3 separate regions of the Homo sapiens genome follow, and regions 1 and 2 are each linked to region 3. Evidence: read pairs that join two places in POLR2A ChIA-PET (ENCODE). Cell type or tissue: HepG2. All regions are shown on one strand. Region 1 holds the start of LOC124904186 (a long non-coding RNA gene). Region 2 overlaps LOC124904185 (a long non-coding RNA gene). Region 3 overlaps PLPP3 (phospholipid phosphatase 3).

Evidence for each region. ChIA-PET counts read pairs that join two places held together with the same protein. Peaks named below come from ENCODE experiments on the same cell type or tissue, not always from the same donor. Only the 100,000 strongest peaks of a DNase experiment are listed, where the experiment ranks them.
Region 1: POLR2A ChIA-PET joins it to region 3 with 10 read pairs; 2 of 35 experiments call an interaction of 5 or more read pairs at or near these places.
Region 2: POLR2A ChIA-PET joins it to region 3 with 11 read pairs; 2 of 35 experiments call an interaction of 5 or more read pairs at or near these places.

What each region holds. Positions count from the first base shown.
Region 1 is chr1:56,330,915-56,333,414 of GRCh38, forward strand. It overlaps LOC124904186 (a long non-coding RNA gene), which reads right to left and starts at 1,402. Exons shown (of 4, transcript XR_007066107.1): 1 at 1-1,402. RefSeq lists an enhancer at 1,499-1,558. In HepG2, no CTCF peak of the experiment used is centred here; DNase peaks (open chromatin) are centred at 507 and 1,117; H3K4me3 peaks cover 537 bases.
Region 2 is chr1:56,435,975-56,438,474 of GRCh38, forward strand. The region is part of intron 1 of LOC124904185 (a long non-coding RNA gene); the gene reads right to left. Among named protein-coding and RNA genes, the nearest start is that of LINC01767, 22 kb to the left of the region's middle. RefSeq lists a silencer at 1-97. In HepG2, no CTCF peak of the experiment used is centred here; DNase peaks (open chromatin) are centred at 7 and 1,137.
Region 3 is chr1:56,492,993-56,495,492 of GRCh38, forward strand. PLPP3 (phospholipid phosphatase 3) reads right to left here. Exons shown (of 6, transcript NM_003713.5): 6 at 1,769-2,500. Among named protein-coding and RNA genes, the nearest start is that of LINC01767, 79 kb to the left of the region's middle. RefSeq lists an enhancer at 1,085-1,743. In HepG2, no CTCF peak of the experiment used is centred here; a DNase peak (open chromatin) is centred at 1,509.

The sequences.
Region 1 (2,500 bases), 160 kb before region 3:
TATCATCTCCATTTTATAGATGTAAAAATGAAAACAGAGAAGTTAAGCAACTTGCCCAAAGTGACACAGTGAGTGAAGTATTGAATACAAGGGACTCTGACCTAGAGTAAGACTCCCAGCTCAATACATTTTCTGCTACTCCATATTGTCTCTTAATATCCTATCTCCATGTCTTTTGGATCTGAAAAACTCAGCCTCTATTACCGACAGCTAATGAATACAAGAGAGATTTCTCTGAACACAGACAAGCCCTCTATCCCTTCTCTTTTAGTGGGGGCTGTTGGAAAGGAAGCTTACTTCAAGTAGATATAAGAAATAAACATTTTTGCCAGCTTGAATGCAGCCTAATCCAGTGGTTATTTAGATTAAAACCCCAGGGCAGTGTCCAGGCTGACCTCATCTCTATGTGGCAGAAGAGTGCCACCAGGTTCAGCCACACTCAGGAGCCTCAGCCCAGGAGAAGTACATAAGGAAATAGTTCAGAATCCCAGTGCTCCAGGGGAGCCTTGATGACTGAAACTTGAGAGGCCTCCTGAACTTGGAAGAGAGGTCAGGCCACCAAATGCTCCATTGTCCATTGAATGTTACATCCCATGCAATTCCAGATAACTCAATACTACAGTATTCTCTTACAACTGAGAGCATTATATTTTTCAAATGCTTCCATAAACAGCTTTGTTTTCCTTTTAACCTATCAACAACTAAAAAAAAATGTGGGAACAAGTAATGCAGTAAAAAATGGTTACGTGCATGGGATTTGGAGTCAGACAGGTTGAATCCCATTTCTGCTGCCTTCTAGCTATGGAACTTGAATAAGCCACTGAGCCCCTGTGAGCCTCCGTTTTCTCATGTGTAAAATAAAGATACTGTATTACATACAGAGACATCATAGAGTCAGTCAGGTGATGTATGTAAAATGCTTTTCTCAGAAGTTCAATATTAATAGTACTTAAGTCAGAATTTCTGGACTCTACTTTGTTGAGTGGGATTTCTTTACAGTGAGGCCCACCAGCAAATATCCACCTCCTAGTTCATCTCCATAGTTAAATAGCAGGCTGAGTAAATATTTGTGACATGAATCAATAAGCCAGTGAACCTTTGTCCCGTTATGGCACCAAGAAACCTTTCCCTCTCTCCTGGTTTGGGGCCTAAATGCTTCTGGAATAATGAGCTGTCATGGATTGATGAATCACAAAGCAGTGGACTTACAATGCCTTCCAAGCAATCAGGTTTAAAGAAAAATCCTTTAGGGCACATTGATGCGGGGTGAAAGAAAGCGAGGCTGGGTCCTGATGAATCCCACACGCAGCCTGACAGAGTGAATGGCAACCTCTTCAAATCGGTTCTTGGCGGAGGCACTCGGGGAGTTCTTACTTACCAGCCTCTCCAGACCTGTCTGTCTGTCCACCGCAGACTCTACCTCTGACTGGGGAGGCCTGAGTCAGGCGACCAGGGGATCCTGCTGATTGGAGTCAGCTCAATGACTCGTCAGCTGGAAAGAGGGGGATATTGAATTCATCAGTCATGTTGACAGGGGGCGTGGGGTGGAGAGTGCAGGGGAAAACCCAGTGTTGGGCAAAGCTGTGAAGAACACTGAGTTAGACTTGGGCACGATAACCCCTTGAACCAAATTAATGACCCACAGGCTCCCATTGTTTTGTTTCAAATTGTACTGAATGATGGATAATAAATGTTAGCCCTTGGGTCTCACTCAAATATCTAAGAAAACAGTAGGCAATTTCTTAAATTTTTTTTTCCGAGTGTTTTCATGTATCTTTAAATGTTATACAACATTTATATTTCAGTAATTGGACACGCTGATACTACCTGGGATGGTAGCAGCCAATTGGGATTTTTTTTTCTTTTCTTTTCTTTTTTTTTTTTTTTTTTTTGAGACAGAGTCTCACTGTCACCCAGGCTGGAGCACAGTGGTGCGATCTCGGCTCACTGCAACCTCCACCCCTCAGGTTCAAAGATTCTCATGCCTCAGCCTCCTGAGTAGCTGGGATTACAGGCATGCACCATCACACCCAGCTAATTTTTGTATTTTAAGTAGAGACGGGGTTTTGTCATGTTGGCCAGGCTGGTCTTGAACTCCTGACCTCAAGTGATTTATCTGCTTTGGACTCCCAAAGTGGTGGGATTACAGGCATGAGCCACGGCACTTGGTCAACAAATTGGGATTTATTAAACACCTATTTTGTACCATGTGAATATATATATATCTGTTATTTTACTCATTTCTCTGAGAGGGGTGCCTACATAATTCCCAAATTATAGATAAGAAAACAGGGAAAGACAGGTGACTAATTTGCAGAGTCACTTTACAAGACAGTGACAGAGGCTGAACACAGTGGCTCACACCTGTAATCCCAGCATTTTGGGAGGCCCAGGCAGGAGGATTGGTTGAGACCAGAAATTTGAGACCAGCCTGAGAAACACCAAGGCCCCATCTCTACAAAAAATAACAATTAAAAAATGAGCCAGGTGTGGTGGCAGA
Region 2 (2,500 bases), 57 kb before region 3:
TCCCCCTCCTCCTCCAGCCTGGCAAGCTGGGCCAAGAGTTCAGCTCCGGGTAGTACAGCCCCAGCACTTCTCATTAAGGCACACAGAAAATGTCACAGCTGGCCCCATGTTCATTCCCTTGTATGTGTCTTCATCAATTTCCAGGCCCCTGGAAGCAATTCCCAGAATCCACTTCTTTTCAGCTAAGTTCCCTAGAGGGGAGGGGGAGCTTCTTAAGCCCATTCACACCCAGCAGGTGTTGGTGAGGGATCTGATCCAAGGCAGAGGGGGTGGGAACTAATATTTTCAGACCATCTCTCATGGACCAGGCTCTTTTATCCATGTCTTTCAAATCTTAACATGAGCATCGCTTTTCTGGGGGCGCTTTCCCTGATTGTCCCACCCCCAGCCAAGACTCAGTGAAGTCCTGTCTCGTAGCAAGCTGTATTTCTTCTTGCAATACTTACATGTGCAAGCATATGTTTAATGCCTTCCTTCCCTTGTAAGCTTCATGGGGTGGTGGGGGTGGGGCACAATCAAGTCCATTTCATTCTCCAGTGTCTCTTTAGTGCCTGGCACCTACTCTGTGCCCAGGCACTAAAGAAACACTGGAGAATGAACTACACAGTGCCTGACACGGAGTAGGTGCTTAATAGATAATGAATGAATGAATGAATGAATGCATCAACCTCATTGCAATGCTGTGCAGTAAATAGTATTATTTTCTGGATTTTGCAGAGAAAGTAACTGTGACTCCAAAGGTGAAATGTCTTATCCCAGGTGACACAGCCAGTAAGTGGTTCAGGTAAGATCAAACCTAGTTTTTTACCAGGACTTACTGCACTTGATTTATACTATGATTGAGCTGGAAACAAAACAATTTTTCAAAATAAAGAAGCTGAAAGTGTTTGCCCACAATTCTCTCTCCACCCCCAACCCAGCATGATTTGTACTGAGCAAGAGGATTCTAAGGGCTTTGTGTAGCCCACGCAAGGCAGAGGAAAGGGTACAGGGGCTGCCCTTGTCCCCCAGCTGCCAGAGACTGGATCCTCACATGGAGCCCCGCCCGGTTTGTCCCCACCAGGGCAGGACTTGGATAAAAAGTCTCAGGAGAACAAAGACCACATTTTCCCCTGTGAAGCAGAGAGGCCACTGCCGGGGAAACAATGGCCTTGCTGCGGATCAAAGGAGCTGGGCCTGTGCTGGGGACAAAAGCTGAGTCCCTGCTTGATAAGACTGACAACCGGCTCTTCCCCTCCTTTTAGAAAAGTCTCCAGAGAGTCCACCCCACCTTCCCAGCCTCACCTCCCAACTCTTCTCCCCTCCCCTCCCCCACACAGCAGAGCTCCAGGAATGCAGGCTAATTGCTCTTCCCCCAGCGAGCCTCGTTCTTTAACATGCTAGGCCTTTGCTTAAGTGTTTCATCTGCCTACCATGAATTTTCCCTCCTTCCCCCTTAAGTGTACACTTACTCAGACTTCAATATTTTGCTCAAAAATTGCCTCCCCTCTGCCCTCCCTGATCCTTTGACACCTACATGGATTGCATGCAGCTGTGCATTTGCTCAGACCCCAGCTCCTGCCTGGAGTTAGAGCACTGAATTATTACTACCACCTCCAATGCCAGCCTCTCCCTTCAGGTCGTGACCACATGGAGGCCAAGATAATTCTTAACAATGTTGTAAATGCATTGCCAGACACAAGAGAAGACTGATGGGCAAAAAAAAAGTATGTTAATGAATGTTGTAGAGTGAGCTCTCCTAAGCCCTGGAAATTCACTTGGGTGACATGTCTTCTGGATGAATCAAAACCTCCCTATCTCCTTACTTTAATTGTTTCAGTTAATATTTTTTAAGTGCCTACTATTTTGAGGACACTGCTAGGTGCTTAGAATGGAATGATGAGCCAAAACAACAATCCTGCCCTCATGGAGTTACAGTCTAGTGGTTCGGGTCAGGTAGACAGACATTAATCAGCTGCATAATTTTAAAACTATAAGGACTGTGAAAGGAAAGCACAGGACAGGGCAATACAAGAGGAGATTAATTTATGCACCAATATTTGTTGAGAGTTCACCATGTACTAGGCTGAGTTTGAGGCTCTGGCAGAGATGCATCCTTTCTGGAGCTAACCTATCCTATAACAGGGGAAACTGGTCCAGGCTGGGAAGGCTTTCCAGAGGAAGTGATTGCTGAGCCTGATTTAAGGGATGAGTCACCATTAAGGAGGCAAGGGCAGAGGGTGGGAACAATGAACGTTATTTTATGATTGGTAGTGAGATGGGGTTGCCTACAGGAAAATAGAGTACTTCACTAAAATGCCCACAGAGAACTTGACAGCAGAAGTTGGCAGAACAATCCAAAATGTGTGAAGGTCAGATTCAAAGGCCCAGAGAGACTCTGTGATTTGCCCAAGGTCACCCCCATGCCTCTGGTAGATGGAGAGAAACAGAGTCCTAGCTCCAAATCGCTGCCTCACAATGCCTTGCAACTCTTAGATTATTTGGGAAGACGCTCTCTAAC
Region 3 (2,500 bases):
CATGAGTGAGCCATCATGCCTGGTCCCTGCTGGATTTTGAAGTTGCTGGGGACTGATGACTTCTTTTTTCCGTCTATTTCTCTCTCTCTCTCCTTTTTTTTTTTTTTTTGAGACAGTGTCACTCTGTCGCCCAGGCTGGAGTGCAGTGGCGGGATCTCGGCTAACTGCAAGCTCCCCCTCCCGGGTTCACGCCATTCTCCTGCCTCAGCCTCCCAAGTAGCTGGGACTATAGGCGCCCACCACCACGCCCGGCTAATTTTTTTGTATTTTTAGTAGAGATGGGGTTTCACCATGTTAGCCAGGATGATCTCAATCTCCTGAACTCGTGGTCCGCCTGCCTCGGCCTCCCAAAGTGCTGGGATTACAGGAGTGAAACATCACGCCTGGCTTCTCTCCCTTTTTAAATAGGAATGTCTATAACTGTTATTCTATGCCTGTTTCACCAGTGAATTTAGGGAGCAGATAACTTGTTTCTTAATTTTCACAGGTTCATAGAGAGCAATGTATTCCAGGGTGGATTAAACATGGAGCCTCCTTTTTACCTAATTTGAATGGGTTAGTTTAGATGATGAGATTTGGGGTGTTTAAGTTGTTAAGATTTAGGATTTTGACTTGATACTGCCATATCCTAGGTCTTTAGGGGATGTGGGGATAGGGTGATCTGTTTTGCATTTGGGATGGATGTGAATCTTTTGAGGGCCAGAGGGTGAACTCTGGTACTCTGAATAATGGTTCCCGAAATATGGCCATGTCTTAGATCCCTGGCATCTGTGAATATATGTTCCATGGCAAAGAGGAATTAAGGCAGCAGATTGAATTAAGTTTGCCAGTGAACTGACTTTAATATAGGTGATTATCCTAGATTATGAGCAGGTCTGTGTAATCAGCAAGGAGGGCCTTTACATGTGAAAGGGGTGGCAGAAGAGGAGAACCAAAGAGATGGCAGGGTGAGGACTCTACCCAATGTTGCTTCCTCCATGTGAACATGAAGAGGGCCACAAGCCAGGGAAAGTGGGTGGCCTCTAAAAACAGAAAAGGCAAGGAAACAGCTTCTTGCCTAGAGCCTCCAAGATTGTAAGACAATACATCTATGCTGTTTTACGTTTGTGGTAATTTGTTATAGCCGCTATAGCAAATTAATATAAGACCTATCCTACAATTTAATGCTCTAGGATCTTAGACTAATCATTTCATCTTTGCATTCTTTAGTATTCTTTCTTTCTCAAAATAACTGCTGTGAAGATCAGACAGAACAAATAGGCAGAAATCCCTGGCACACAGGTGCTCAATAAATGTGAATTTCTAGCTTCCCCTTTTCTTCCAGGTTGGAGAAACACAAGGAAGGGAAGCAGGAGCCACAGGCCATTCTCAGCCTTCCTTTGATGTGGGCTGTGTACAGGATTCCCTCAGTAAGCTCCCCCAGCATACCTTATCTAGAGTGAGGGCTGCTTATCTGCCCTCGGGGTTCCTACAGCTCCTACCTCTCTGATGGAAAAATCCTCTTTAGAATACAAAAGCTCTTTAGAAGAGCCTGAGATGAGGGTAGAGCCAGGGCCTCATTCTGCAAACAGGCTTTCAGAGATGAAAGAGCAGGGCAGACATCGGTATCTACCCTATGACCACCACATTTCCCACTGAAAAAAATCAGGAGTTGGTGCGCTGAGATGAGGCAAGCCCACTCAAAGAGGCCAGCCCGCGATGCTTCCTTCTCCTACCCACACACCTGAGACAAACATCTCTCAAACACTCCAGGCTTGCAAGTCCTTAATTAGTTGTGTTACGAGCTTTTATTTAAAAAGCACATTTAATACAAGTATAGTTTCGCAGATACAAGTTTTCACTTTGTATGCTACAAAAGTCTTTGAATATTATTCTCTTTACAAAATGGAACCTTACAAAAATACTGACAATTTAATGTTTTTATACAGTTTTCTCTAGTTGCAGTTATTTCATTATAAAACAATGTCTACCACAGAACTATGATATTTTAGTTGATATTTAAAAAAATTAACTCAATGCTTTTTTAAGCAGCTAATGTAAATAACACAGGTCGAGACACAGTTTATAATCATAGTGGATATAGCTAAATTGTTTCAGAAATAATATCTTACATAGTTAACTTTTAATGTTTTATACATTATTTATATAATATTTATATATAAAAATCATAGCTTGCTATAAGTTGAAATGAAAGGACGGATTCTGTAGTAAGGATGTGCATGTGGTTGATCCATATGGTTACATTTAACCCTTTGAAAGGTCTGCATCCAAGATCTAAACGCATTTCTTCCTTCCTCCTTTCCTCAAAGGTTCAGTAGAAGGGGTCCCTGTCTATCACCTAGAGTGGGACCTTGCATGGAAGGACACTTACGGATAGAGGATGAGGGAAACTCTCTACCGAGATTTAACCCATATGTTCTGCCCAGCAGAACCTACCAAGAACTGCCCTAGGGCTCAACCCCAAGACAATAGTGCTTTACACAGCAAGAGCAACTCCTAC